Linked DNA regions of Homo sapiens: all the other regions are linked to region 2. A link is an interaction called in ENCODE POLR2A ChIA-PET data of the cell type or tissue named here. Cell type or tissue: OCI-LY7. All regions are shown on one strand. Links, peaks and the distances in the headings refer to the core of each region. The heading gives the core; the rest is flanking DNA.

The links. ChIA-PET counts read pairs that join two places held together with the same protein. Peaks named below come from ENCODE experiments on the same cell type or tissue, not always from the same donor. Only the 100,000 strongest peaks of a DNase experiment are listed, where the experiment ranks them.
Region 1: POLR2A ChIA-PET joins it to region 2 with 5 read pairs; 7 of 35 experiments call an interaction of 5 or more read pairs at or near these places.
Region 3: POLR2A ChIA-PET joins it to region 2 with 6 read pairs; 2 of 35 experiments call an interaction of 5 or more read pairs at or near these places.

The regions. Positions count from the first base shown.
Region 1 is chr2:113,957,084-113,966,469 of GRCh38, forward strand. It overlaps ACTR3 (actin related protein 3), which reads left to right. Exons shown (of 12, transcript NM_005721.5): 12 at 277-5,513. The coding sequence ends at 372. Among named protein-coding and RNA genes, the nearest start is that of LINC01191, 18 kb to the right of the region's middle. In OCI-LY7, for the core only: CTCF peaks have their summits at 7,078 (motif pointing right) and 7,277; no DNase peak of the experiment used is centred there.
Region 2 is chr2:113,895,825-113,907,076 of GRCh38, forward strand. All of the region lies in intron 1 of ACTR3 (actin related protein 3), which reads left to right. Among named protein-coding and RNA genes, the nearest start is that of ACTR3-AS1, 10 kb to the left of the region's middle. RefSeq lists a silencer at 6,294-6,383. In OCI-LY7, for the core only: no CTCF peak of the experiment used is centred there; DNase peaks (open chromatin) are centred at 6,337 and 7,677; H3K4me3 peaks cover 3,753 bases; H3K27ac peaks cover 3,046 bases.
Region 3 is chr2:113,785,926-113,797,177 of GRCh38, forward strand. No RefSeq gene overlaps it. Among named protein-coding and RNA genes, the nearest start is that of SLC35F5, 35 kb to the left of the region's middle. In OCI-LY7, for the core only: no CTCF peak of the experiment used is centred there; a DNase peak (open chromatin) is centred at 6,226; H3K4me3 peaks cover 1,151 bases.

The DNA of each region.
Region 1 (9,386 bases), core at 1-8,000, 59 kb after region 2:
TTCCATTTTTCAAAATTTCAGAATCCTCGCAGCAGGTGTGTGAGACAAGGATTGGGGACAGGAGTTAATTGCTCTTTTGGAGTTCCGATAAAGATTTATAGCTGATTTTAAGTCATGGCTGCTAGAATTTCTAAGCTTTCATGCCATGAATGGACTAATAATAAACATTTTAGACTTAACATCTATTTTAAAGCATCACTCTTAAAGTTTATTTCAATATACCTTCAAGATGGTAGATTTTTGACCCTTATAAAAATACATATTTTTTGTTTTCAGCCTGAGTTCTACCAAGTATGCCACACCAAAAAGGATTATGAAGAAATTGGACCTAGCATTTGTCGTCACAATCCAGTGTTTGGAGTCATGTCGTAAAATTGGCTTCATAGTTATTGGGGTTAGGGAGGTGGGGAAGAGATAATCTTTCTGATTACCTGTTTTGTCTGGATGGCTGGTTTTGAGGTTTTAAACCTGACTTGAAATAGTAACACCAAACATGATTATACAGGAATATTTTAATAAGTGTATCACCATGCAGATGTAGAAGAGAGCGAAAGTGATTGTGTTTTTCTTTAGATTGAATATTTGAATCTTATGTGTAACAAAAAGAAGTGGGTTTTAGTTCTTTCTGTGCCCTGATATTTTGTATATTAATGAATTATCCAAGATTCGATGGGATTTATCAGTGTGTAGATAGCTCTATAATGCTTGAATTGTACACTTCTAAGTGTGCAGTGCAAGAGCTTGTTTATATTTCATACTTTTTATACTTTGAGGAAAAAAAGTCAAAGAAAAATTGTATTTGAGGGAAAAAACCATGACCAAGTAAAGGATAAATTCAAAAAATAGCCTCATGAGACTTGGCATACACACTCGTGGGATTCCAGTTATTATGGAGTGCTTCCATCCCTCTCCACCCCTTCCCCCCAAAAGGTTTTCTTTGCAAGTGCTTTTGGAACTAAGAGCTAGTATCTTGGATTAACTGATGCCTGCTAGTGCTTTCTGATTACTCGCATTCTGTTTCTTGCTTTAAAAGAAGAGTAAAGACAAGAGTGTTGGACCAGTATTGCAGTTCTGTAGTGTCATTTCTTATAAAAAACAAAACAACAACAATAATTTATCAAAATTGGCATATTTAAAGCCTAACATTCTAATAAAGGCACAAATTTCTTTTTAATACTTGTTTCAGCCTCTTTAATCTCTTTATAAGTTAACTAATAAATCTATTTTCTTCAGACTTCTGCAATAGTTCTTTAAAATCACAACAGTTAGCAAGCTGACTTTTGTAATGTGCTCAATACAAATACTTGTGAACTTTTAATATGTTGAGTGCTTTCATTTTGATAACTGGATCTCCATTTGATATTTTCATTTGTATAACTCATTTGCAGTCTGAAAATTTTTTTTAGTGCCAGTCCCTGAACATATCATTGAAAGTTAATTTTCTTTGCATTTTAAAATATCTGGATTATGAAGAAAAAGTGATGAAAATAAATTAAAACTGAATTACCTTTTCTAATGTTTTTTTTTTTTAAGTAATGTAATTCTATTTTGTTTTTATGTATGTGATATCTGTTTCTGTTGAGATTTGGGAGTTATTGAAATCTCTGTAATGTGTATGGTAGAAAATTTCTTGTGACCTTAAAATTTTACCAGTTATTTATAGAAAGAGAAAATGGGAAATGTTTTATAGGCTTTTTACTAGCAGTATCAGTGAACACTTGAACTCCATTATTCATGAAAATAACACGTTAGGATTGGAATACGTCTATTCAAAAGTGAAAGAATATAAAGTGTTTAGTTTTTTGTTTTTACTCTAAAGATAGAATTGGGGAGTAAACTTCAGTTTTTGTTTAGAGTGGATCTGAATATTTAAAATCCTATAATAATTTTTGTGAATCTTCATTCTTTGAGTATGGGATTGTAAAAGACAAACTATATCCTACAGTAGTATCATCATCAGTATCAAAGGTCTCCTTTTTTTACTTGGAAAAGTAATTCACAAACATTATAAAAATACTATTCAAACAGTACCAAAGAGTAGATTAGCAAAAGTAAGTTTTTTTCCCTAGCCTGTCTCATTTTTCCATCATTACACAGACTACTTGGAATGTCTTAGATGTCCTTGTATTGTAATTTTCTGTGTAGGTAGAAATAAATGTAGCTTTCTTATTTTACACAAATAGGAACTTACTGTATATACTGTTCTGCACTTTGCTTTTATTAAAGATCTTTTGATAAAGAACTATATTGATAAGCAGTAAAGATGTCATGCTCCTGGCCCAATAAAATATTGTTAGCATTGTCATAAATATGTCTTTTCCACCGGCGATGGTTGGGTAGTTAAGTGAATAAGCTAGAAAGACATGTTTATAAAGCTATTTGATGACAATCTCAGGCATATTTATACAGAGATGTTCTTAACTGTTTGCTACAAAAACATGAAGATCAAAAACTTTCTTGAAGCTTACGCTTAACTTATTTGGGGAAACAAAACTCCAGCCCTTCTTGTGTATGTTCTGATATCCCTTTGCTCTACTTTTAGAGGAGTGAACCCTAATAGGATGGTAGCAGCATTCTTGTTTCTTTATATCTCTCCTCTGTGATTGTATACCGTTTTTTCAACTTAAAGCAACTTCAGCTGGAAATATGTAGAGGTTGGCCAAGGTGAACTAAATAGTCTGTAACATTGATTAGATATCAAGCAACGTGAGCATGGTAGCAAAAGCACTAACTGAAGCCAGTGATTTAATTTTTAATTCTGATTCTGATAATTGATGATATAGCTCCTCGAACTTTGTTTTTTGTTAAAACTTGGAAAATATATTTGTATTATTTTGGACAAATTATTTGAACTCTCTGGACCTTGATTCAATTTATATATAAGGTAAAGGCATTATACTGGATTATCCTGCAATTTCTTTGAGTTGTTAGAATATAATGTAGCTTATTAATAGCAATATTAGCAGTGTAGTAGATTCTGACTGCAAAACCTAGCCTTTTCTATTGATTCATTAGTGGTAGTAAAGGTATTATCTGATTTATCCTTTTTAATAGGCAGTGCTTTGATCAAGTGGGAAATAGTAATGGACAAATAAAATCAATGATCATTATCTAACTTGATGCCTGCTTTTCAAAAAGTGAGCAAATTTCACATCTTCACCCTTAGACATTAATTCATGGCACCTACTATAAGTACTCATCCTCTTCTTACCTATCTTCTTTTCTATAGGAGATAAAGTGGTTATTCAGACCCCCCAATACAATTTTTTGGTTTGTTTTCACAGCTACTTAAAAGATTAAAATAACTATTCTTGCAGATATTTCTAGGAATATTTTTAGAAATAATATGAAATACAGGGATAATAGGCCAATTATGATCTTTATTTTTAATTTCTACAGAAAAGTACTAGAGAATATATCTATAGAAACTTCTTTCAGATAACCCTAAAGATGATACTAGAATGTTTATAAAATTATTGAGAAGATTATTTGTGTTATAAAGCTTATTTGTACCATAGTAAAGGATGTTTTTGTTCCTCTTCATTCTGGGCTAATCTGTCAATACTGAAGTCCAGTCTTTTCCCCCTTTTCTTACCAGCTCAACCTTGATTCCTGTGACCCATTCTTTCTGATCTTTCGTAGTTCATAGTCACCAGGCATGAGTACCTTGGATAGCCCTCTGAAGTCTGTTACCACCCAGATTTCCAACTCGGGTTAATTGGTACTAATTCTATTAGCTGGTATAAATAATCCAAAATCTGTGCAGACTCTGGGAGCAAAATGTTCTACTCAGTTTGGAATACTGTGCCTTAAAATATATTTCATTGTAACAGCACCTTGTATATATAGTTGGCCAAGGACAGAGTTGTTACAAGTTACGTGGAACTTTCATAGCAAATCTTGACAGTAAATACCTTGTTCTTGTATTAGGTCTATATCCTGAATTGACCTTTAGCAAGAATCTTTAGATCTGCTGGAGGGCTGGGATGGCTTTTGGACTTCAGTGAAAAAGAATTTCTGCTACTCATTGTTGATAACGCTTCAGTACTGTATAAATGTTTATCCTTTTCCACGTAATTTGTTTTCTATGATATGAGAACTTTTATTATAATTTGCCTCAGTCTTGATAGAATCTTAACAAAAATAAAATCTGTGGTCGTCTGAGGTATTCTCCATGCTATAACCCAGTTTAGCTGATGCATTTGGAGCTTGGGTGCTGAAATTAAATATAACCTATTTGAGTTAAGGATTTATTACTAGTGCTCCAGTGGTCACAGGAACAATAAAAAAGGAACAACGATAGAAATACGTGATCTAGGAAAGAAGGCAACTGAAAAACCTGAAAGAAAAAAAATGAAAGATTAAAAGTATACGATATTCTATTTTGATTTAGCAATTACTTGTTTTCTAGTGTTCTGTCAATTTTTGGTGACTTTTATAATTACATTAAAACTAAGATGCTGAATTAAAATAAAGTTTCTCTTTTATTCAAGCACCAACATTCACTTATATTACCTATATATTGCATCAAGTTTTGAGCCTTCAATCCCAGAAGCATTGATTGACTGTCTACTGTGGTTCAAGTACTGTGCATAAAGATGAATAAATATTCTGTCCTTGGCTTAGTCTAATAGTAAAGGCACTCTTAGAGGAGGGACAAATATTTTGCCTAGATAAGATTTGAGAGATAGTAAGTGCGGAATTTCTCTTCATAAAAATGGTAGTGTTAGTTGTTTAGAGGGAGAAGTCCAGCTATGTAAGGTGAAAGTGGGGCTTATAAAAGTGGATCTATTGTTTAAAAATTAGTACTTTGCTCCTAAAATTTTTACCTAAGTGTTACATCCAACAACAGATGAAAGTAATTCGACAGTAGCATCTGCTTTATTCATTTCATATTTCCAGTGCCTGACATATTGCTTGGCATATAGTAGTTTAGTGGATGTGTTTGATGAATGAATGAGTAAAAATTATTTTTCATGTTAAAATAAAACTTTGAATTACATGAGTATACAACTTTTGTTCCTTCAAAATACCCATATTTGTCAAATATGACCGAATTACGACTTTTTTTCTGTTCCACTAGTTTCTACCTTAGAAGTGACATTCTGCGTAAGGTAGTGGGGGATTACTAAGTGATCATGACTTTTCTGAAGCAGGTCTTAAATAATTATCTAAGCCTTCAGTCATTTCAAAATCTCTGTAGTGTAAATGATCACAGGCTCTAAATCAGATTGTTGTACAAGGTAATTGACATGTCCTGAAATGTAACATTCAACATTAACAGTAGAAACAGGCCTCATTTCTCCCTCTGGCTTTTATTGATCAATTTTGATATTGTCCAGATCCCATGTTAAACCACTTGATTTAGAGATGACTTAATTCTAAACTTCCTCCATTTTTAATTAATAAGATTCAAGGTTGCAGTAAATTGTTAATCTTATTTGGAATTATATTAGAAAGTCGATATCGGAATTGGAACCACACATCTTTTTCTTATTGTGGGTACATGGGATCTTTCCCAAATAAATTCCTGAGCAACAAGAAAATCTGAGACTTGTTTTAAATGCTAAAATGATTAGTTGGAATAATGTATACATTCATGAGATGACTAAAGCACTAGTGGGGTAGTTTCTACTGCAGTAGACTGATTTTTCTTAGCCCAAACCTTGAAAGATGAATGTTTTAGTAGATGGAGAGTAGGTGGGGATGATATTTTAGATATGGCAGAAGCAACTTGAGTTACAGCAATTGGGGAGGGGATTAGAATATTGTGATTAGGAGAAGTGAGGAGAAGAGTGGGAGAGAAGACTGAAGGATATCTGACACCTTCAAACACACCCTCAAACACAAACATTGGCTAAAAAAGTTGATGCAGTTCAGGGTGAAATCACACACATGATTGACATAAATAACATTGTGGAAAAGTGACTTTGCAAAGACCACACAGGTAGTTGCAGAATAGAACTTACTGGTTATAATTTTTTTGATATTTTACTGAATAGCATATGGTTTATTAAATTTTTTTCAAAATTAATTTGGCAACATTTCTTAGCTTCTCTGACTCATTCTATTGGGAAAGCTGATAGCAAGATTCCTGTGCTAGACTACTAGAGGGAGGTATCAGATGACCAAGTCATGTCTGATACTATAGTTACCAGATAGTTACCAGGCTAATGTGCTGAACTAAGGAAGGAGCCTAAAACTCAGCAGTCTTTTTGAGATTGGATTGGACTTTATGAATAGGCAATGAGCTCTTAAAAACGACATTCCATATACAGAAAAACTATGGGGATTTCAGACTGCCTAATTTAGCTTCTCCACGGGGCATACTTGAGGTCGTTCACATTTTGGCTATGTATCTCCACATTGGTGCTAAGTTTGTGTACCTCGTTTCTGATTTCACTAATGCTGAAAGTTCAACTTGCCAGTGACCTAAGTGGATCTTTTATGAATTAGAAAGTACCTCACTTGGCTTTTGAAGACTGGTAAAACATTTTTAGGCTACAAATAAAAGGGAAGTTTGTAATGATGTTATAAAATACAATGCTTGGCATGTGGCAGATGCTTAAACATTTGTTGAATAAAGTTATCTTCCTTTTAAGATGGTCCATTGAAAAAATGGAGCAGCCGTTATATGTCTATATATGTTTTAATGACCTCAAGCTCAGAGATCTGCTAGTGATCTCACCTTTAGATAACATCTGAGTTGAATGTCTGTGGAGTCCCCTGCCACTGGTATATCTCAAAAGAAATAGCATTATTTGGTCTGGGCAGTACTGTCTTTGTCTATTTATCTATCTTCACCTCTATAAAGTGGGAGGTTGCAACTCTGTGGGCAGTATTCCTCAGGGCACTAGAACAATGAATGAAATGGTGTTACGTATTTTCCCCTCAAGGAGAAATGACTTCTTAAACCCCAAGTGGAAGATTTTTCATTCCGTCATTAGTATTCTAGTATTCTTTTTGAAATTGAAGTAGCAACATGCCTTTGACCTGTTTCACAAAGTTGACAAACGACTTTTTGAGACATTTAGCCAAGAGATGGAAGGAGTGGCAGATGTGGCTTCTGAGCTTACTCCTTCCGTCCACCCACTAGATGTCTCTCTTTTCTGCCCTTATCTGTAAGTGAATATATTTAAATAAGGCTTGCTATTAAAATCAAATTGAATCTGGACTATGGAAATAATGCATTTCATTTTCTTATTTAAAGCATGCCATTTTCAGTAATATACCCATGACTTGAGTAAAACCAAAGATGTTCTTTAGGGTATGACAGTAATTTGCAGTGGGATTTATTTATCAGCAGTATTGATTTGGAACATTCTATATGCTAAGCACTCTTCAAGATGCTGGGGGTAGTGGTGAATGAAATACGTGATTTTTGCATTCTGGAACTTTAAAAGTATATTCAAGCTACAGCAAAGTAACGTTAAAATTTCAAAATCAGAAATAAGATTGTTTACATTCTTGCATTAATGAAATCCAGGAGAGGTAAAGGATTGAGTAACATTCTAAGATTTATTTTTTTTTGCCCTTGAAATTCTCTTTTTACAGTACTTGCTAGTGTTCTCTACATTTTTTTAAGGTTAGACTTTGTACAGTTTCTCCAGTTGAAAAGATGCGAAGTTAATTGCATAATTACTGAAACGTAAGACATGTTCATCCCTTAATATTACATTACACATACATGATAACTGGCTTTAATTCATCGTGCAGATTTGAGGCACTCATAAACTGGCCCTACATTTGTCCATTGAAAATATATGTACTATAAATGAAGGTTTCTTCCCTGGAAGAGAAAGTTCAGAAACTGTTTCCATATTTGCAACATGTGATCTAGAACTACATAAGTGGTACGTTTTTCATGTTTCAATCTGAATCCTAAGTGATGGCATGGATTGGTTTAACCAGTTGCTCTGTATTATTTTAGCATAGAACTGACCATTGGCATCCCGCTCCCAAGATAATTTTCCTAAGGTGAGCTTTACCATGGAAGAAGATTGTGATTTTGATTTTATATCCCAAAATATATTTACTCAAAGTATGCTTTCCTCTGTATCCTAATAATTTAAGTTGGCTATTTTCCACAGAAAATTTCAATAACTTAAAAATGCTCAAAGTTATAAAATTACCTTAAGAACGAACTCAAAATGTATGGTGTTCTGAGGTCCAGGCGTTATGTGCTCGGGGTCCCTTACATCCTTGGCTAGATCATTACCCTTTCCAAAGTAGCTGGCCTCCTTGGGCTTATTATAAACTTACAAATGAGCAACTATAGAAGGAAGTAAAGTTCCTTAAGAAAGTGGATGCGGGCCATTTTAGCTTAAGTAGTAAGCAAACGAGCTGAAGCTACACTTATCAAGAAAGCAAACAGCTTTCTTCCATGTGCTGCCAAATTCTTTTAGAGTATCCTTATAAAACCTGCAAAATGGACTCAAAATTTATAGCTTAAAGCTAACACTTATAAAGAAGATCCGCATCCCAGGTTGTGAGTTTTGGGGATAGCACTTCAGAATGAGATAAAAGCTGCTTGAGGTTAGATACATATGAAGGCTTGTAAATATTTTGAAAAATGGAATTAATATGTGTTCTGGCAGCACAAAAGTCTTTTAGGTAGCCTTGAGTTATTTTAGAGTGAGGGAGCTTTCCCTTCACATCTCATTGTGCCAAGTAGGACTCCTGCTCTAAGATGTCTTACACACCTGGCTCTAAGCAGCAGCTGTAGTAATGCATATGTGATGTCGCTGCTGACCTCAAGAGGGGGCTCCACACATTGAGTAAAAACAAAGCAATCTTACATGGAGAGGCCTTCCTGACACTTGTCATCACTGCTGCCTTTGAATGTGTACCTTAGTGTCATCTCTGAGATAAGGGCCAGTTCTAATACATGTGGCTGATCAACAGGACATGGTTGAATACTTGGTAAGGACTTCTCTTTAGGAATGGTTTTCATGTATTAATCTAGTTTTAATTAATCTAAACATTGATGAACTTGATTATATTTTGGTGCAGAGCTGAACTGCTTTATCAGATGGGAAGTTTTGTCTCATGTTCACTAAATCCAAGTAAGTTTACCCTAGAATTATTAAAAACAGAGAGAAGTTCTAGTTTCATGTCTTTCACGCTTCTGAACAACAACTTTTTGTGCTATCTGTTCTCTGATTTACACCCACCAGACTAATTTACAAACAACTCCTTGCAGTGTATTAACGTTTCATGATGAGATGAAGTGGAAAGTGTTCTATGACACAAAAGCCCTTTACTCAAGGGGTACCGCAGGGTTGAGAAAAGCTTTCCACTCCAAATGGTGTCATTATGTTCTCTATAATGGGTGCGATTGTTTAATAATGACATATTTGAGCTGAGATGATTGAACATACATTATT
Region 2 (11,252 bases), core at 1,891-9,890:
CATCTGTAATTTGGAGATGATAGTGTATACCTTATAGGTTTTTTTTGTTTGTTTTTGAGACTGGGTCTCTGTTGCCCAAACTGGAGTTCAATGGCAAGATCATGGCTCACTGCATCCTCAAACTCCTATGTTCAAGCTGTCTTCCTGCCTCAGTCCCCCGAGTAGCTGGGACTACAGGCACATGCCACCATGTGTGGCTACTTTTAAAAATTTTTTGTAGAGATGGGGTCTCACTGTGTTGCCTCAGGCTGGTCTCAAACTTCTAGCACAAGTAATCCTCTTGCCCTGACCTCTTAAAGTGTTGAGATTACAGGAGTGAGCCACCATGCCCAGTTTTGTTTTGTTTTGTTCTGTTTTTTGATAATGTGTGAAAATGGTTCAGCACAGTGCCTGGCACACAGTAAGGGCACAATATATTTTAAATATAATAATTGGTTGGCTTTCTTTTTTTTTTGAGTTTCAGTTCTTAAAGAAAGGAATACAGTGTGTTATGCTTATTTTCTTATCTCCTGCAGGCCTTGGCCTGCCTACCACACACAGTTCTCTGCACAGTCAAAATGTTTTTGCTGATTTGAGAGATTGAAGGAGGTATAGCTAGGACTTGGCAGTTGATTCCAGTGGATTGTAAATAGGCATCAATGAATAGTTCAAGATTGTAAGCCTGAGTGATTGGGACAATAAGGGAGTTAGTTTTAAGAAACTGAGTAAAATTGGAATTTGTTGTTGAATTTGGAATGATGATTTATAATTGGAAACATTCTAGAGGAAATTAAAAATACAGGACCTTTGGGAATGAAGGTGGATATTTGGGAATCATAATTTGTTAACTGAAGCTAATAAGATGAGAGCATTCAGAGAGAAAAGAACGGAAAGATTGAATATCAGTTTCCCTTCTTTAAAAAAATTGTGGATATGTGATCTAGCTTCTTGAGCATCACAGTGACTGATTGGCTCGTGGTAATTGATCGCTATGCTGACAATCTTATCTCCACCTATGTCATTCAATTTTCTAAGAGGCAAAATCCTTAATCAGGAGGAGAGTTTAGCTCTAGCTAAATTTCCCTTGTCCAGCATGCTCCTGCTCCCCCAACTTGTGGAAACAGCTAAAGGATTGGACTAGGAGCAGAAGTTTGGAATGGTTAAAATGTAGCAACATGTGTTTCCTGAAACAAAATTCCACTATAATAAAAAAAGCATTTGAATGCTCCCTTGTAATTCTGTTGGAGCTTGTTGCCTTTTTTATGACACAACCATAATCAGTGATAGACAGTAGCATAAAGAAGCAAGAGCAAAGCAATTAAGTAATAATAGCACTACAAAAATGTGTGCTGTAGCTTACCAAACACGACATTTATGAATTATTAGATAGGAGATAAGGTGATGTTATTGGATTGTTTTAAATTTAGTTCTTTGAAATAGGATAGTGACTAATATTAGTTTGTGTGCTGATTTTATAACTTTATATGGGCCTTTATATCAGGAAACAACGTAACCTACATAATTGACTAATACCAGAGCAAAAAAAAGAAAAAAAATTCTAGTTTTTTTAAAGGACGATTTTGCAGAATTTTAATAATAATTTTGTTTCAGAATTTTCAAAATTCTTTCCAAACTGTCGATTTAAACTCAAGCCATTCTTACATACTCCTTGGAACCAGGAAAGGAATAGCTTGAATTTGTGTGGCCAGATGTTATTTTTTTTTTTTTTTTTTTTTTTTTTGAGGCAGAGTGTTGCTCTGTCACCCAGGCTAGAGTGCAGTGGCGTGATCTTGGCTTGCTGAAACCTCCGTCTCCAGGGTTCAAGCTATTCTTCTGCCTCAGCCTCCCGAGTAGCTGGAATTATAGGCACCCGCCACGATGCCTGGCTAATTTTTGTGTTTTTAGTAGAGACCGGGTTTCACCATATTGGCCAGGCTGATATTGAACTCCTGAACTCAAGTGATCCACCCGTCTCGGCCAGATGTATTCTTTCAGCTTTCCTTCTGCTCCCCAACCCTAATACATACCTGAGAAGAATATTCATCTGTTCGGATACTCAACATGCCATGTTTTCCTCCTGCCGAAGGACATTACCTAAACGTTTTATTTTTAAACATTTTGTCCTTGCTTTAAGACTTTGTGTCATTTGTGAAAATGCAATGCTCTTGGGAAGGGTTTCTGTGCTTTTCAGTATTTAGTGTAAAGGAGAGGTTACAATGAGGAGGATAAAAGTCCTAGAGAGAGAATTAGGGTGCAGAAGACCTTGTAGTTTAGGGTTGGCTTAATCTACTGTAAACATGTAAACCATGTTTTTAGTATTAGTGTATGACAGGACACAAGTGTTTGCCTAGTTATAGAGATTATTTTAGTTAAATCTAGTGTGCTTCTGCTATAAGCATTTTTAAAATTCAGTTACTCAAGGGTACAAATATAGCATTTAATGTGTATTTGTGAAACTTGCTTTAGTAAATTAAGGGAAATGCCTAATGACTCACACAGAATTATAGAGCTGAAAAGGGATTTTGAGAGATAATTTAATCCAGTCTTCATTTACAAATGAAACAGAGGCTCAGAGTTGAGAAATGTCTTTTGGGAGTGTTCCTAATTATTAATTGATAGTATTGTTGAGTTCTCTTAAATTTTCTTGTGAGTTCACATTTATGAGTTAATAGTTGAAATTAAGTAATTGGAATAACATAATGTATTTTATTTATAGTTAAAGTAGTTTTAGTTGAAGCCTACATCAGAATTCTTCAGTGTTTCGTTGTAATGCAGAGGCATACTGTATGGCACACATGAGAAACTAATTTTATGTTTCCCAATAATAATGTTTTAAACCAAGTTTAGAGATATTTTAAAAGTTGTGCTCTGTAGGTGCCAGGACAGATGACTTTCATAAAATGAATGCTCTCTTTAAAAAAATTTTTCTTTATGGTTTCAGAGATTTATATCTTTGGATTTTAATTATTAAAGATGTATTAAATGGGATGTGTACCAATCAGCCATTTCAAGGCCCTTTGCACGTTTTGTTTTGGATGTTATTACCTTTTCAGAAGCCCTGTGAGGTAGTTACTGTTATAAATAATCCCATTTCAAAGATAAGTAGTAGATTTAGAATTTTAGTCCTGGGGTAGTCTCATTCCAGAGCTCACTGCTCTACTGTTCCCTAATTGAGATACATCCAAGGAGAGTGGTCAAATTATTAGTCCAGTTTTTAAGAGTGTCCATTTTATACATACTTAAACCCAAAGCTACTAATTTTTAGTACAAATATGAAACATATAGGGAGGTCTTAGTGACCAGTTCACTGATTTGATTAACCTATAACACATTAAAGTGAAATATGGATTTGCTTACTGCTTATTTGAGTATTGCAAGGACTGATAATTGCTGATAAATTCAGGGCAGCTCAAGGAAATGATGCTAATTACATATATCTTCAAAAGGAAGGCATACATATTTCTGAAGCTGCAATTTGAAAATGAATAATCTCCACTGATGCATTACTTACTGTAATTATTTTACTCACTATGTATTATGTGCTCATTAATGACTGCACAAAACACATATGAAAGTAAAAAAATAGAAGAACTTAAAGTAATCAAGTATTTATTTCAGTCTCAGTTCTGTGCTGAACACTATGGTATATACAAGAAAACTAAGGCATGATTTTATACTTGAGGTTTACAGTTTAGTTTCAAAGATGAAACTAATATGTGTGAAATAATTATGGATGGCTTACTAGCATTTAATTGTTTGGGCAGATTAATAAGGGCTGTAGTATTTGGAGGATGATTTATGAAGAAGCTGAACTTGATCAGATCCTTGGAAAAGCATAAATAGGATGTGATAGATATATGGGAAGAAGGACTTCAAATCTAGGATGTGAGCTAAATTGAAAGCTCCATAGTGGCAGGGATTATTTCTTTTTTGTGCATTCTCTATTCAAGTGATAGCGTCCTGCATGATATTTAATAATGCCCAGCAAATATTTTACTGATAAAGGGAAGTCATGAAGGAGTTTCAAAGTATTTGGGGGATGGGTCAGTTAGGAAATTGCCCTGCCTGGAATTCAGATATTTCTGTTGGGAGCTGTGGGACAGCAAGTAGTTTATTTACTCATCTTGCCTTATTTCAGAAGGATTTTAAATGGGGCAGAATGGTTTGCGATTTATTTGATAGACAGTAGTGGATTGTGTAGATCATTAAGCAAAAGAGTGATAAAAGGTAAATTTATGCACTATTAGTCTGGGTCTAGTATTTTACTTTATACAGCTTTATTGAGTTATAATTCACATACTGTAAAGTTTACTCTTTTAAAGTGTGTAATTGAGTAGTTTTTAGTATAGTCACAAGGTTGTGCAACTATTTCCAGTCAATTTCATTTTTTTTTAATGCCTGGATGCCACTTATTGGAATCCAATCAATTTTAGAACATTTTCATGACCCCAAAAAACCCTACACCCAGTAGCAGTCACTCTCCGTTACCTCTACCCTCAACCCTTAGCAAACACTAATTTACTTTCTGTCTTTATGGATTTGCCTATTTTGGCCATTTCATGTAAATGGAATCATACAATTTGTGGCTTTTTGTGACTGATTTCTTTCATGGGGCAAGTGCTGACTGCTGTAGTCGTTGTCTTCAGTGGTGATGGACGTATAGCAAAGGGACTGGGAAAACGTTGAGAATCTTTGAAAGCAAAATTAAAGGAATGGGTAGAGGGATAAAGGAAGGCCTATGGATAAAGGAAAATCATCTTGGGAAGGAAATGTTTACCAAATACTTAGTGAGTTTTATTCACTGTTAGGTCCTTTAATCCTTATGACAACCTCATGAATTTAGTTTTATTCCCGATGCATTAGGGATAGTCTATGATCACAGGATCACAGGCTAGTAAATGGTGGAACAAGCATTCAGTCATGTCTTCTTTATTTCAAGGTTCATGTTCTCCCCACTAGTGAAAAGGAGTTAAGATTTTAAGGTTTAGGCTTGAAGGGACCAGGAGAATGTTTCTGTTGACACACAGAGTAGGCGTCCAGGTTCTTCACTCAACAGTCCATCAGTATTTTTGTGTCAGGTTAAACATTGACTTGCATGTCATGAGAAAAATGTTGGAGGGAATTGGAAAAGTTTTTTAAACCATTGCTGTTTATCTTTATAGCTAATATTGTCTTACTCTACTTGACAAATTTCCCTGTGAATCAGCCACTGCATTCTTGTTTTAAAAGTTTCTGGCTGGGCACGGTGGCTCATGCCTGTAATCCCAGCACTTTGGGAGGCCGAGGCCGCAGATCACCTGAGGTCGGGAGTTTGAGACCAGCCTGACCAACACGGAGAAACCCCATCTCTACTAAAAACACAAAATTAGCTGGGCGTGGTGGCGTGTGCCTGTAATCCCAGCTACTTGGGAGGCTGAGGCAGGAGAATTGCTTGAATCCAGCTACTCGGGAGGCTGAGTCAGGAGAATCGCTTGAACCTGGGAGGCAGAGGTTGTGGTGGGCCAAGATCGCGCTGTCGCACTTCAGCCTGGGCAATAAGAGCGAAACTCTGTTTCAGCAACAACAAAGTTTCTAACACCAAATTACCTTTTTGGGCTTTGGTATTGTATGACGAAAACTGGGTAAGCTGAGAATTAAGATATTATGGGAGTAGGCATTGGGATCAATTAGTAAACTCTGTTTTCATTTGGGATTTATTTGGTAATCATATCTTACATAAAATTATATAAGATGTACTTTATTTTTATGATATGGTAAGAGTATAAGCAAGTCATTCATATTAAGATAGAATTATTTGAACTTTAGTGGTTGTCAGTGTTAAGGTTTTGGAAAGAGTTGTGCTAGATCATTAAAGTCTCTTCTATCCTTAAGCTCTGGGGTCTTATATTTATTTTGTTATATCATTTCATTTGTTGAACTATTGAAAGTTAAAACTTGTTCCGTATGTAGAGGCACAGGCAGAGTAGATTTAGCATCATTCTTAAGGGCCCTATAATTTTCAGAATTGTAATGGAACATTGGCTTCAAAGTCACCACTATATTAGCCCCTAGCAAGAGAGTGTAATTGTACATGTTTTAATGTACAAGCATTTGCAATTTGTAAAATTAAAAATAATATCCAAGGCAAAGGATGTTAATGCTTTTACAATGCAGGCATAAGTTGTTTTACTACTGAAAAAGATTCTATTAATGGATTTCTTTTAGGTAGGTACAATCAATAATATAACAGATACCTGCATTTGTTAGAATTATGACCCGTGAACATTTAATTATACTTACTTTATCTTTCTTGTTTTAAGGAACAAAAGAGCATTATTGATGACTGTCCCCAAATCCACTTCCCCTTTCCTCAGAGGCAGTTACTGTTGTGACAGACTCGCCTTTTTTTTGGTATAAAACTCATCTTTCTTTTGCTGTTGATTTCTGCCAGTCCAGCCTCCTCTCTCACCTAGCCTTCTTATATTTCTACTATTATTCTTCTAGTCACCAAGGCTTTGATAGCTTCAAAAGTGCTTTTGAATTCTTTTCTCTATATTCCTTTCTCTAAGCAAGTTGTTTTTCTTTTTTTTTTTATGTAAAATGATGTATTATATATTTTATACAAGCAAATTGAGTACAGCTAAACCTCAGCTACAGGATTTTAGAGTACAATAGCAAGTTGTTTTTTAAGTCCCTTACCATCTCCCTTTCGCAGCCAAAATCAGCATTGTAGATTTTTTTCATTACTGCCATAGTAAGAGCTTTTCTATATATTTAACTTGTTTCTCTAGATCACAAAGAGACATTTTTGGTTTAGTTTTTTTTTTTCTTTTTGGAGACAGAGTCTCGCTCTGTCACTCAGGCTGGAGTGCAGTGACGTGATCTTGGCTCCCTGCAACCTCTTTCTCCCGGGTTCAAGTGATTCTCCTGCCTCAGCCTCCTGAGTAGCTGAAATTACAGGTGCCCGTCACCACGCCTGGCTAGTTTTTGTATTTTTAGTAGAGATGGGGTTTCGCCGTGTTGGCCAGGGTGGCCTCAAACTCCTGACCTCAGGTGATCGCCCGCCTGGGCCTCCCAAAGTGCTGGGATTACAGGGATGAGCCACTGCTTCTGGCCACAACATGGTGTTTTGATATAAGTAAACCTTGTGTCATGAGTCTTACAATCAAGCTAATTAATGTATTTGTTACCTGACATAGTTACCTTTTTTGTGTGATGACACTTAAGATCGCCTTTAGGCAAATTTCAACTGTAAAATACTGTATGTTATTAACTGTGGTTACTATGCTATAGCTTAGATCACTAGTACTTATTCATCTTATAACTGGAAACTTGTATACATTGATCAACAGCTCTCCAATTCCTCCATTTCCCAATACCTGGCAACTGCCGTGCTACTTATTTATCAGGTTCTATTTTAGATCCCCATATATGAGTACATTGTTTTCCTTATCTTTGATTTTCAGTGGTTTGTGCCTAAGTGTGGTTTTCTTTATATTTATTCTGCTTGGGTGTTCTTGAGCCTCTTAAATCTCTAAATTTCTGTCTTTCACTAAATTGGGAAAATTTTTAGCTACTATTCCTTTTTATTTGTTTGTTTCTGAGACTGAGTCTTGCTCTGTTGCCCAGGCTGGAGTGCAGTGGCGCAGCCTTGGCCCACTGCAACCTCTGTCTCCCAGGTTCAGCAATTCTTGTGCCTCAGCTTCCTGAGTAGCTGGGATTACAGGCTTACACCACCATGCTCTGCTAATTGTCTTTTTTTTTTTTTTTTTGAGACGGAGTCTCGCTCCGTTGCTGGGCTAGAGTGCAGTAGCGCGATCTCGGCTCACTGAAACCTCTGCCTCCTGGGTTAAAGCAATTCTCCTGCCTCAGCCTCCCATAATTTATTTTTAGTAGAGATGGAGTCTCGCCGTGTGGGCCATGCTGGTCTTGAACTCCTGGCCTCAAGTGATCTACCCACTTCGGCCTCCCTAAGTGCTGGGATTACAGGCGTGAGCCACCCCGTCTGGCCTGTCACTATTTCTTTTTAAAAATATTTTTACTACACTCTCTTCTCCTTCTGGGACCTAAGTGTGTCACTTTTTTTTTTTTTGAGACAGAGTCTTACTCTGTTGCCAAGGCTGGAGTGCAGTGGTTTGATCTCAGCTCACTGCAAGTTCTGCCTCCTGGGTTCATGCCATTCTCCCGCCTCAGCCTCCTGAGTAGCTGGGACCACAGGTGCCTGGCACTGCGCCCGGCTAATTTTATTATTGTGTTTTTAGTAGAGACGGGGTTTCTCCTTGTTAGCCAGGATGGTCTCGATCTCCTGACCTCGTGATCCGCCCACCTCGGCCTCCCAGAGTGCTGGGATTACAGGTGTGAGCCACTGCACCTGGCCACGTGTATCACCTTTTTGATATTGTCCTTGATGAGTCCCTGAAGCTCTTTCCTTTTTCCTTGTTTTCTTTCCCCCCAATTTCAGAATGAATAATTTCTACTGCTTGGCCTTTATTTTCATTTATCTGGTGATATTTCCTTTATTATCAATTACAGGTCTATGTTAATACTCATTGTTGATTGGAAGTCTTTATCTTATAATTCCAGCATTTGGGTCATGTTAGAATTGCCTTCTGTTGAGTGTCTTCTCCCAGGAGAATGGGTTATGTTTTCCTGGTTCTTCCTATGTGAAGTAATTTTGGTTTGTATGAATATAACACTCTTGTTTATTCGTTCTCTTGTTAAACATTTGTTTTTCTTCCAGTTTTGGGTCTTTATGAACTATTCTGTTGTGAACATACATGTACACAATTGTGTGGACAACTGTTTTTATTTTTCTTGTTTCTAGTAGATTCTAACTAGAGGTAGAATTCCTGGGTCAGATGGTAAGTGATAGTTAAATTGTTTTCGTAAGTGGCTGCATCATTTTGCATTCTAACTAGTAATGTTTTTTATTTTGTTGTTGTTGTTATACAACCCTCCCTCCAACTAGTAATGTTTGAAAGCACCTCAGTGCACTTTTAATTTGCATTTTAAAAATCCCATGGAGTTGAGTCTCTTTTCATTTAATAACCATTTCTGTTGTTCTGGGAATGGTTAGTGTCTTTTTGCCTTTCCTTCTTTTGTTTCCTCCCTTCCTGTCCTTCCCTCCCTTGTCATTAACATCTAGGTACCCTTTATATGTTAAAGAGATTATATCTGTCTAGATAATTTGTGTAGATAATTTTTCTCTGTTACTCATTTTTCTTTTGGCTACTTTGGGTGTGTTTTTGTAAAGAAGTTTTTAATTTTTACATAGTTGAAATAACCTTTTATAGTGTATGGGTTTTAAGTTATAGTTAGAAAGTCTCCTGCACTCCAGGGTTATAAACTATATCACATTTTCTTTTAAACTTTATATTTGATACATTTAGATTTATCCTGCTTTAACATGTGCGGTAGGTATCCAGTATTATTTTCTTGGTGGTAACTGCTGAGGCTGGCAGGTCACGAGGTCAGGAGTTCAAGGCCAGCCTGGCCAACATGGTGAAACCCTGTCTCTACTAAAAATACAAAAATTAGCTGGGCATGGTGGTGGATGCCTGTAGTCTTAGCTACTTGGGAGGCTGAGGCAGGAGAATCGCTTGAACCCAGGAGGCAGAGGTTGCAGTGAGCCGAGATGGCGCCACGGGACTCCAGCCTAGGCGACAGAACAAGACTCCGTCTCAAAAAAAAAAAAAAATTTTTTTTTTGTGGTATAATACTCATAAAGTTTACTGTTTAACTATTTCTAAGTGTGCAGTTTAGTGGCATAAAGTACATTCACATTATTGTCTAACCATCACCATCCTCCATGATCCATAACTTTTTTATCTTCCCAAACTGAAACTCTGCGCATTAAGCAGTAACTTCCCGTTCTCTCCTCACATGCGAAGTCCCAGGCAAATACCATTCCACTTTCTGTCTTTATGAATTTGACTTTTCTAGGTACCTTCTATAAGTGGAATTGTACAATAGTTGTCCTTTTGTGATTGGTTTATTTTACTTATAATGTATTCAAGGTTCATCCATGTTGTAAGCATGTATCATGTGTTTCCTTTTTGAGGCTGAATAATATTCCATTGGAAGTATATATCATATTTTGTTTATCCATTCACATGTTGATGGATGCTTGGGTTGCTTCCACCTTTTAGCTATTGCAGATATTGCTGCTATGAACATGCATGTATAAGTACCTGTTCAAGTTCCTGCTTTCAGTTCTTTTGGGTATATACCCAGAAGTGGAATTGTTGGGTCGTGTAATTACTGTATTTAATTTTTGGAGGAACTATTTTATAGTTTTCCACAGCATTGCACCATTTTAAACTCTCACCAGCATTGCACAAGGGTTTCAGTTTCTTTACATCTTCCCCAACATTTGTTATTTTCTTGATAATAGCCATCCTAATGGGTGTAATGGGGTATTTCATTCTGGTTTTGATTTGCATTTTCTTTATTATTAGTAAGGTTGAACATCTTTTCTTGTGTTTATTGGCCATTTGTATATTTTCTTTGGAGAAATGTCATTACAGGTTGATTGCTGATTTTTCAGTTGGGCTTTTTTTGATTGTTGTGTTGTTCTTTATTCTGGATATTAATCCCTTACAGATAGTGATTTGCAAATATTTTCTCCCATTCTGTGGATTGCCTTTCCACTGTTGATAGTGTCCTTTGATACACAAGTTTTTAATTTTGATGAAGTTTTTCTCTTTTTTTCTTTTGTTACTTGTGCTTTTGGTGTCATAGCCAAGAGATCATAGCCAAATTTAGTATCATGAAGCTTTTCACCTTATGTTTTTTTTCTAAGAGTTCTATAGTTTTAGCTCTTGTGTTTAGGTCTGTGATCAACTTTGAGTTAACTTTTGTGTATGGTGTAAGGTAAAGGTACAACTTCATTCTTTTGCATGTGGATATCCAGTTTTCCAGCACCATTTGTTCAAAAGACTGTCCTTTCTTCATCTTAGTAGTTATGGCATCCTTGTTAAAAATCATTTAATTATATATGTGAGAGTTTATTTCTGGGCTCCTGATTCTGTTAGTTCTTATGCCAGTACCATACTGTTTTGGTCACTATAGCTTTGTAGTAACTTTTAAAATGAGGAAGTGTGAGATCTCCAACTTTGTTCTTTTTCAGGATTATTTTGGCTATTCAGGATCCTTTGAGATCCATATGAATGTTAGGATGGATTTTTCTATTTCTGCAAAAATGTTATTAGGATTTTGATGGGAAATGCTTGAATCTGTGGATCGATTTGGGTAAATAGCTTTCAGATATGAAAGTTTGTCCCAAGTCTGAATTC
Region 3 (11,252 bases), core at 1,994-9,993, 110 kb before region 2:
TTCCCACATTTATCTTGTTTCTTCATCTTGTCTGTATAAGCAGAGAATATATTTTATTTTTCTTATCTACTTCTTCTGCATTTCATGTAGAGCCCAGCTGGTTGCTTTTACTCAATGCTAGAGCCCAGTTAGTACTTTTTAAAATTGAATGAACAATGAATTAAATACATTTGACTATAGAAGAGATGTAGCTGTTGTCACAAAGGTCTGGCTAAAGCCAAAGATGAATTCTAGTGATTGGCAGTGATCGCAAGACGTCACATAGAAGAACCCTGTTTCAAGACTGAGGAGGGATGAAGGCTGATAGGAAACACGACAGAGATCTTTCTGTGAAGTCAGCCCCCACAAATATGGCCTGGCTTTCCTTCTGAAATACAGTAGAAATAACTATACTGCCAGATTAAGTATGTTGAATTTTTACAGCATATTTTTATACATAATTCATCCTGGTAACCAAATTACTTAATCTTTCAAAAGTAACCTCTTTTCAGATATAGTAAAAAGTAAGTTGACCCTTCCATCACTGGATCTACCTCTACATTGTAACATTAAGTGCTGAATGCCTGATTTCAGGTCTGCAATATCCTGTCATACCAGAAGCAAGGAAACTATCAAAGTAGACTGTGGTCATGTCAAAAAGATTCCGAAACCTCTTCATGAGGCTCCTCTTGGCAAAAGACAGAGCAGTTTTACCAATAATCAGAGTGGTAATTGCCATAGATTAAAATATATCAAATATATTTAAAATCCATAAATTAATTTTTTAAAATACTTTAAAAACTCATTTGTCACCTTTCTGGGTTTTGTTTGTTTAAAATCCATAAATTAATTTTTTAAATTATACTTTAAGTTCTAGGGTACTTGTGCACAACTTGCAGGTTTGTTACATATGTATACATGTGCCACGCTGGTGTGCTGCACCCATTAACTCATCATTTACATTAGGTATATCTCCTAATGCTATCCCTCCCCCCCTCCCCCTACCCCACAACAGGCCCCGGTGTGTGATGTTCCCCTTCCTGTGTCCATGTGTTCTCATTGTTCAGTTCCCACCTATGAGTGAGAACATGCGGTGTTTGGTTTTCTGTACTTGCGATAGTTTGCTGAGAATGATGGTTTCCAGCTTCATCCATGTCCCTGCGAAGGACATGAACTCATCCTTTTTTATGGCTGCATAGTATTCCATGGTGTATATGTGCCACATTTTCTTAATCCAGTCTATCATTGGTGGACATTTGGCTTGGTTCCAAGTCTTTGCTATTGTGAATAGTGCCACAATAAACATACGTGTGCATGTGTCTTTATAGCAGCATGATTTATAGTCCTTTGGGTATATACCCAGTAATGGGATGGCTGGGTCAAATGGTATTTCTAGTTCTAGATCCCTGAGGAATTGCCACACTGACTTCCACAATGGTTGAACTAGTTTACAGTCCCACCAACAATGTAAAAGTGTTCCTATTTCTCCACATCCTCTCCAGCACCTGTTCTTTCCTGACTTTTTAATGATTGCCATTCTAACTAGTATGAGATGGTATCTCATTGTGGTTTTGATTTGCATTTGTCCATAAATTAATTTTAAAGATACTTTAAAAACTCATTTGTCACCTTTCTGGGTTTTGTTTGTTTGTTTGTTTTTGAGATGGAGTCTGGCTCTGTCATCCAGGCTGGAGTGCAGTGATGCAATCTTGGCTCACTGCAACCTCCACCTCCCAGGTTCAAGCGATTCTCCTACCTCAGCCTCCCAAGTAGCTGGGACTACATGCAGGTGCCACCATGCCCAGCTAAGTTTTGAATTTTTTTTAGTACAGTCAGGGTTTCACCATGTTGACTAGGCCAGTCTCAATCTTCTGACCTCAAGTAATCTGCCTACCTCAGCCTCCCAAAGTGCTAGGTTTACAGGCGTGAGCCACCATGCCCGACCATTTGTCACTTTTCTAAAGTGCTAAACATTAGGTAACCATTTTGAAAAACTTGTTAGTTTTTTCTTTCTAGAAATATTGTTGCTATTTAATAAAGGAAGAATAATAGTGGACTATCACTGACTCTGAAATATTATGATATTGACATAATTCTCCAATTTCAGTGTCCATGCCTCTTTCTTTCCTTTTTCTTTCTTTCTTTCTCTTCCTTCCTTCCTTCTCTCTCTCTCTCTTTCTTTCCTTCTTTTTCGACAGACTCTCACTCTATCACCCAGGCTGGAGTGCGGTGGCGTAATCTCAACGATCTCAGCTCACTGCAATCTCTGTGTGCTGGGTTCAAGTGATTCTCAGGCCTCAGCCTCCCGAGTACCTGGGACTACACGTGTGCACCATCATGACCAGCTAATTTTTGTATTTTTAGTAGAGATGGGGTTTCGCCATGTTGGCCAGGCTGGTCTCAAACTCCTGAGCTCAAGTGATCCACCCACCTCAGCCTCCCAAAGTACTGGGATTACAGGCCTGAGCCACCACACCTAGCATGTAACTTTGTTTCTATGTAGCTTTCCCATGTAACTCCCTCCTGCAGAGCTGCTAGGTGTCAAGGTGGTCAGTTAGGACAAGACTAACTTAAAGTAACAATTAAGCCTTATTCACTTACTGTGACAATGCAGGCAAGAGACAGAAGAGAAAGGGACCACCTCCCCAGTGTCCCAGTTTTCCCAGTGAACATCACCAGACTAGGGTCAGGTGGGTACAGCATAGACAGTAGGAATCATTTCACTGCTGAGGAACCCTGAAAAAAATGGAGTAAGGGACTGGAAGGAGGGAGAGAGGGAAGGGCTCAGAGTGCAAAAGTACTGAGTCAAAGTACAGAAAAAGGCCTCAGTCAAGACTCCCCATAAGGGGATCTTGGAAGATGCACAACGGAAGTGCCTTAGCTGAGGCCCCCCCAATAAAGAAACCTTTGAATGGAGACACCTAAGTTAGGAATGCAGAATGTGTAAGGACATGGCTGGTCTGCAGAGAGGGCCATGGGTCCTTGACTGTAATTTCCTCCAGAGACTGCAATGCACTGGCTGTGCACCAAGTGTGGTGTGAAGAGGGCAGCTTCCCCCCATGAGTCTTGCCAGGTAAAGCTTTCTAATTCCCCATCATCAGGTCTGGAAGATCATGCATAAGATTTTGGACTGGAAGCTGACTCCTCACCTTCCACTCGAGGCAAGATTACTTTGCTACCTCTTGACTTTGGATTTGGCCATACGACTTGCTTCGGCCCACAAGATGAGGTGAAGGTGATGGTAAATAAGTGAAATAAATATTTATTATTGTATGCTGCTGAGATTCTTTGATTCTTTTCTTATGCAGATATAGCTAATTAATACAATCTTCATTTTGCAACCCAAATTAATTGATGGATCAAGGCAATGATTGTCAATGGCTGCAAACATCATAGAACAAGAGACAATCTGATATGATGTGTCTCCTGATGGAAGTAAACACCACCACTGTGAAATAGCCTTGCCAAAGATCAAACGTGAAATGGACCAAGGCTCTAGATCCAACTACCAACTTACAGGAGACACAGGCGATAGGAGAAGGTGTTAACAATGCTAAAATCCAGGATGGGTGCAGTGCCTCACACCCGTCTGTAATCCCAGCATTTTGGGAGCCTGAGGAAGGCGGATCACTTGAGGACAGTATAGGAAAACCCTGTCTCTACTGAAAATACAAAAAATTAGCCGGGCGTGGTGGTGCATGCCTGTAGTCCCAGCTACATGGGAGGCTGAGGCAGGAGAATTGCTTGAACTTGGGAGGTGGAGGTTGTAGTGAGCCAAGATCATGCCACTCCACTCCAGCCTGGGTGACAGAGCAAGACTCTGCTTCAAACAACAACAACAAAACAATACTAAAATCCAGATTACGGAAAATTCTGAGGACAAATTATATAGTTTCTTAAATAATTTGAAACAAAAAAAGGAAGAGGAAACTATTAAAAGAGACTTAGGAAATATAAAAATCAGCGGGGCGTGGTGGCTCATGCCTGTAATCCCAGCACTTTTGGGAGGCCAAGGAAAGCGGATCACTTGAGGTCAGGAATTTGAGACCAGCCTGGCCAACATGGCAAAACCCTGTCTCTACTAAAAATACAAAACATAGCAGAGCACGGTGGTGCACACCTGTAGTCTCAGCTATTTGGGAGGCTGAGGCAGAAGAATTGCTTGAAACTGGGAGATAGAGATTGCAGTGAACCAAGATTACACCACTGCACTGCAGCCTGGGCAACAAAGTGTGACTCCATCTCAAAAAAATATATATATAAAAATCAATCACCATGTATGGACCTTGTTTAGATCCCACTTAAAACAAAATATTCAAGATAATTTTGAAACAAAAACAATTATTCGTAGCTAAGCATGATGGCTCACACCTGTAATCCCAGCTCTCTAGTGAGCTGAGGCATTAAGATCTCTTGAGCCCAGGAGTTTAAGACCAGCCTGGGCAATATAGTGAGACAGTTGTCTCTACAAAATAGTAATAATAATAAAATTATTCCAAAAGATTAGTTGTGATTTGAACAATGGATATTTGATATTTTAGGGAATTATTGCTAATTATTTTAGGAGTGCTAATGGTTCTGTGGTTGTTCCATTTTATCTGTTGCAGCGTAACAGTGGCTTAAAGCAACGACCATTTTATTACATCTTACAACTTTGCGAGCCAGGAATTTTGAATAGGGTTCAGCTGGATGGTTTTTCTGCTTCATCATGGTACTCACTTGGCAGATGGGCAGATCTAAAAGGTCTAAGATGATTTGACTTACATGTCTGGTGCCTTGGAAAGGAAGACTGGAAGGCTAACCTCAACTGAGACTTTATACTAGAGCACTGACCTGTGATCTCATCAGCGTTTCAGGGTTTTCAGATTTCTTATATGGAAGCTTAGAGTTCTCAAAGGATGTATCCCAAGAGGTCCAGATGGCAGCTTCAAAGCTTCTTAAGACTTAACTTCAGAAGTGCTTAAATAATACTTCTGCCACATTCTACTGATCAAGCAAGTCTCTATGACCAGCTGAGATTGAAGATGAGGGGAATTAGACTTCCCCTCTCAAGAGGAGAAGTAAAAAACATGTAAGACCATCTATAATCTACCACCATGCTTATATTTTTAAAAGATTCTTTTATCTTTTAGAGGTGTATACTAACTAAAGTATTTATAGAAGAAAAATATGTGGTCTGAGATTTCCTTTAAAATATTTGGGGTAGTAAGGGGATGGAGTATAGATGAAAAAGGATTAGCCAAGAATTTAACATAGTTGGAGCTGGATGATAGGTATATGCGGAGTTCATTATATTATTCTACTTTTATGTATGCTTGAAATTTTTCATTAAAAGAGATTTCAGAGCTGGACACGGTGGCTCACACCTGTAATCCCAGCGCTTTGGGAAGCCAAGGTGGGCGGATCACAAGGTCAGGAGGTAGATACCATCCTGGCCAACATGGTGAAACCCCGTCTCTACTAAAGTAAAAAAAAAAAAAAAAAAAATTAGCTGGGCATGGTGGCACATGCCTGGAGTCACAGCTACTCAGGAGGCTGAGACAGGAGAATTGCTTGAACCCAGGAGGTGGAGGTTGCAGTGAGCCGAGATCATGCCACTGCACTCCCACCTGGTGACAAAGCAAAACTCCGTCTAAAACAAAAACAACAACAACAACAAAGAAATTTCAAAAAAAATAAAGAGTTTTTCCCCCAAAAGCTATGTAATGTGAAAGACAAGGCCACCAGAAACACCTCTGATGCCATGAATTTGGTATATATCTTTACTGTTATTGAACATTTAGAGAGCCTGAATAAATTACTACTATGGTAGTAAGAATTTGAGGGAGAAAGTTTCATTTCCTTAAATTACTAGTATGCAATTATATATATGGTTTGAATTTACAGATGCTTTGTATTTGATATATTGTTAGTAATTTTAGAGTTCCATAAAATGCTTTCAGTACCTAATACAACACAAGCCTCAACTGGGTGCTGGTTATGTGGCTTAAAAAGTTTACTTTTAAATAGTTGCATTGCTCACATCCTTCCAGGAAAAGAGTCAGCTATTTTTCAGTTAAAAATTAACATGCTTTAATAACCACATTTTTCCTTAAGGCATGATACCATGACTGAATTTTTTTCCACTCTGGTAGACTTGCCACTTACGGTATCTCTAATCCAGGCACAACTCAAATGAATAACTAAATGAAAACAAGAATTGCATGACATCTGAATGCGTAAAAGGCATGCAGCACTTTCAGTTTCCCTAAACTCTGGGTAACCACTTATTTTCATGTTCACTGTGTCTATTGTTGAACAATGTGCCACTCTAGATAATCTGATTCTTGCTGATCTCTCTTTATGCATAAAAATAGACAGGCCAGGCCACTAACACTTACATTACTAACTATGTGACCAAATGCCCATAACTACCACATTGGTATTGTTGTACCTTATGGAGGATTTCAAATCCACACAGTCTCTGGATTTGATGCCAACACTTTATGTTACACTGTAGTGAAAGGAAATCCTAAACAGTAGGTGGGGAGGTTCCAGCCCCGTTTAACAAACATATGGTGATTTAGAGGAAAAACTGCTTGGGGAGAAGACAAATGAAGTGACATTGGTGCCATGTTTAAGTGTAGCAACTCCCGTTCCCATCTCAACACTATGAAAGCCCTATCTGGAAGCATCTCCTTCCCACGATCCTTCCACAGGATGCTAAAGTAGGAAAACTAGAGAATGTATTAGATGAATTAGCCATGTGACCTGGAGGAAGACATTTACTCTTTCTATGCCTCAGTTTTTTTGTTGTTTTGTCTTGTGTTTTTGAGACGGAGTCTTCGTCTGTCACCCAGGCTGGAGTGCAGTGGCACAATCTCGGCTCACTGCAACCTCCGCCTACTGGCTTCAAGCGATTCTCCTGCCTCAGCCTCCCGAATAGCTGGGACTACAGGCGCATGCCACCATGCTCTGCTAATTTTTGTATTTTTAGTAGAGATGGGGTTTCACCATATTGGTCAGGCTGGTCTTGTACTCCTGACCTCAGGCGATCCACTGGCCTCGGCCTCCCAAAGTGCTGGGATTACAGGTGTGAGCCACTGTGCCCAGTCTATGCCTCAGTTTTATCATCTATATAATAAAGGCTACAATCTCTGTTTCACCTATCACACAGCACTGTTAGGACCATCAACTTGTATAATGTTCTCTGAAACAATTTTGAAAACCTTGTAGCTCTCTATAAGTTATTATTAGAATTAGTATTCAATATATATAAACATTTTTCTACTAAAAGAAATCTACAGCTATTTTACCCCTCCCAAAAAAACTTCTTCCTTTCCAGTCCCTCTGGTATTCTCCACCATTTTCCTTTAGACAATTAAATGCTATCACTTTTAAGATTAAAAGAAATAAAAAGGCCGGGCACGGTGGCTCACACCTGTAATCCCAGCACTGAGGTCTGGAGTGGATCACCTGAGGTCTGGAGTTCAAGACCAGCCTGGCCAACATGGTGAAACCCCGTCTCTACTAAAAACACAAAAATTAGCTGGGCATGGTGATGCACGCCTGTAATCCCAGCTACTTGGGAGGCTGAGGCAGGAGAATCGCTTGAACTCAGGTGGCGGAGGTTGCCGTGAGCCAAGAACATGCTATTGCACTCCAGCCTGGGTGACAGCAAAACTCCTGTCTCAAAAAAAAAAAAAAAAAATTCTGCTACTTTTGCTACCATTCAAAAAAGTCATAAGTACATTTTTTTTTTTTTTTTTTCTGAGACGGAATCTCGCTCTGTCACCCAGGCTGGAGTGCAGTGGCACAATCTCGGCTCACTGCAACTTCTGCCTCCTGGGTTCAAGCAGTTCTCCTGCCTCAGCCTCCCTATTAGCTGGGACTACAGGCGTGTGCCATCACGACCAGCTAATTTTTTGTATGTAAGTACATATTGATTAGATTCTTTAAAAAAATTTTTTAAATAGTTGTTGTGCATAGTAATATCACAGGATATATCCAGTGCTTCTACATCATCTTTCCCACAACCGGGAGCTACTATTTATTAATAATATTCACAAATATCATAAAAATGCATTTATTAATTCAACACCTTAATTTTGTGTAGGACTCTGTGCCTGTTTCTATTTATCTTCACTTGTTTTGTGTCATGTGACCAGAGCTGAAACCATTTCCAGACCAAAGACAACTAGTTATAGGTTGAGCTGGCCTTGCCCAGAAGATCAACCCAACTGGAACATTCTGTATCAGAGGTCAACTCAGAGATTCAGATACATTTTCTCTTCAGAAGATACAAATGCAAAAGAAAGAATAATTGGGCTGGGCATCGTGGCTCACACCTGTAATCCCAGCACTTTGGGAGGCCGAGGCTGGTGGATCACCTGAGGTCAGGAGTCCAAGACCAGCCTGGCCAACATGGTGAAACCCCATCTCTACTAAAAATACAAAAAATTAGCTGGGTGTGGTGGTGCGCACTTGTAATCCCAGCAACTCGGGAGGCTGAGGCAGGAGAATCGCTTGAACCCGGGGTGCAGAGGTTGCGGTGAGCTGAGATCGGGCTGTTACACTCCAGCCTGGTGACAGAATGAAAGTCCATGGAAGAAAGAAAGGAAGGAAGGAAGGAAGGAAGGAAGGAAGGAAGGAAGGAAGGAAGGAAGGAAGGAAGAAAGGAAGGAAGGAAGGGAAAGAAGGAAGGAAGGAAGGAAGGAAGGAAGGAAGGAAAGAAAGAAAGAAAAAGAAAGAAAGAAAGAAAGAAAGAAAGAAAGAAAGAAAAGAAAAGAAAGAGAAAGAAAGAAAGAGAGAGAAAGAAAGAAAGAAGGAAGGAAGGAAAGAAAGAGAGAGAGAGAAAGAAAGAAGGAAGGAAGGAAGGAAAGAAAGAAAGAGAAAGAGAGAAAGAAAGAAAGAAAGAGAAAGAAAGAAAGAAAGAGGGAGGGAGGGGAAAACAGTTGAAATGGAGGTCGAGGAGAGGAAGACATGTACAGAGAGAAAAGCTACATTGCAATTACGGTGAGGTCATGAGAATAAGAGTAGTATGTCTGCTTCTGAGGTGGCCACAAGCTTACTGGGCAACACAATTACTGTGCAACCCTCAATGATGTTCGATTTTACATGCAGTCAGTATGCAGAGCTGCAGAGAGGTTTCCTCGCCAATTTTGTAAACTTATAAGAAATGCCTCCTATCTGACATGTCTGTGCCGTAGAATATAGTGGATGCTGTTGTGAGATGTAAGATTACAGTGGATGCTGTTGTGGGATGTAAGATTCATCTCTCCCCTCACCTGGTACCATCTTTTCAGAAATACATCACTCATTTTCCTAGCTGCTGGGAGTATTGAAGGCTGACAGCTCTCAGCTGAATCACCAAAGCTGCCTCACTCAAGGTCACTGCCCTGGAGGCAGCCCTTATCTAAACATGGGAGGTGGGAGGATGAGAGGAATGAAAGCCCAGCATGCTTGCCTCTGCTGGGGACAACTTTATAGGTCCACAGTGCCTCCAGGGATCAGTTGAGTCCTTTATTGTCACTACACAGCAATTCATCATTTCCCTCTGCTTATTCCTGTGTCCTTCACTCCCCCTCATATACTGATGCCCAAAATACCCACCATGCATCAGCCCCTATAGACTCCCTACATGCAAATCTCAGATTCCCAATGTCTGATTTTCAGGGAACACAGCCTGCAGCCCAGATTAACACACACTGGTCCTTACGCCAAATAAGACAAGCAGTCCAGCTGTTTCTGTCACCCTCCCACCAATATCTCTGAGAGCTCCTGCCAGGCTTGAATTAACAACCATCACGCTCCTCTTCCCAAACACAACTCAGTCATCAGCACTGGAAAGTACAGCCAGCTCAGCCTCAATAAGGTTCAACTCTAGAGCCACGGAAGGTATTTCCTGGATCATGCAATGATGCAGAAAAGCAGCCACTGCCTTCTCAGCTGCCTTTTCCAGGGTCCATTTGAGGCTCCATTACCACTGGCTAGTTAGAGATTGTGAATGTACAGCTGCACAGGGCACAGCAATTAATGTTTCGGGTGTGGATGCCACAGACCTGAAATGCTCTTCTGACATGGGTGTGGCCACCAAATAAGAAATCTTGGTGGGAATGGCTTTACTTGAGCCAGAGGTCTGCATTTTGTTTCTGGTTGTCATCTTTAGGGAGATGTCTGCAGCACTTGCAGCTGGAAGCCCAAACTGGAGAGACTCTGCTGCCACAAATAAGAATGGCAGACTGGCCATCTGACTGTGACCATGCAGATGAGCAGGAGGGAGATTCTTGTGGGATTCCAGCTAAATTCAAAATTTCAGTGCCAATGTGATGTGTTTAAAGGTAAGCCAGGAACTTTATCTCAGCCCCAAGCAGCAGACATTAACAGTGATGGTGTTAAGGAAAAGACATTGGCTATGTGTTATGAATGAGTATCAGTGCACAAAACGAGTTATTAAAAAAAACTACACGTCTTTACGAGTGCAATGGCGCGATCTCGGCTCACCACAACCTCCACCTTCCGGGTTCAAGCAATTCTCCTGTCGCAGCCTCCCAAGTAGCTGGGATTACAGGCATGCACCACCATGCCTGGCTAATTTTGTATTTTTAGTAGAGACGGGGTTTCTCCATGTTGGTCAGGCTGGTCTCGAACTCCTGAACTCATGATCCTCCCACCTCGGCCTCCCAAAGTGCTGGGATTACAGGTGTGAGCCACTGTGCCTGGCCAATATTTTCAAGACTGTTTTATGATCTACTTGGCAGACTACTTAACTTGCACTTAACATGAAAGGAGAAAAAACATAAAGCCATTCATACTTCTGCAAGTTGACCTTAAATATATCGTCAAGCCATAAATTGACTTCTAGAAGAGGACAAAGGGAAACACGCCTATAAAAATCTTAGGACAGCCTGTATGATTGTCCAATTGTGAAGATTAAAGCAACTCCATCTTGGACGCTAATCTGCTATGTTGACTTCTGATTGACCCCTGTTCCAGGAATGCCTCTAAGATTTCTCCTTTATCTACTGTTACTATAAATCCTGCCCTTTGTTCAAAACGACCTTTACCATACATCCTGCGTTTAGGTAGATTCACATTGCCTTGTTGCCTTTCCCTGAGGGGTCAGCTTTAACTGTCCTACACATTCCTTCCCTATGGTATATACCCTGAGTCTGGGTGGAAATGGCCTGGGAATCCGCCATCTCTTCTGTGGCTGCCTAGGACATAGCTTCTGTTCATAACTCCCTGTTAAGTGTTTTTTTCTGAGGGAGTGGATTTGTCAGCCTCATTCTTCA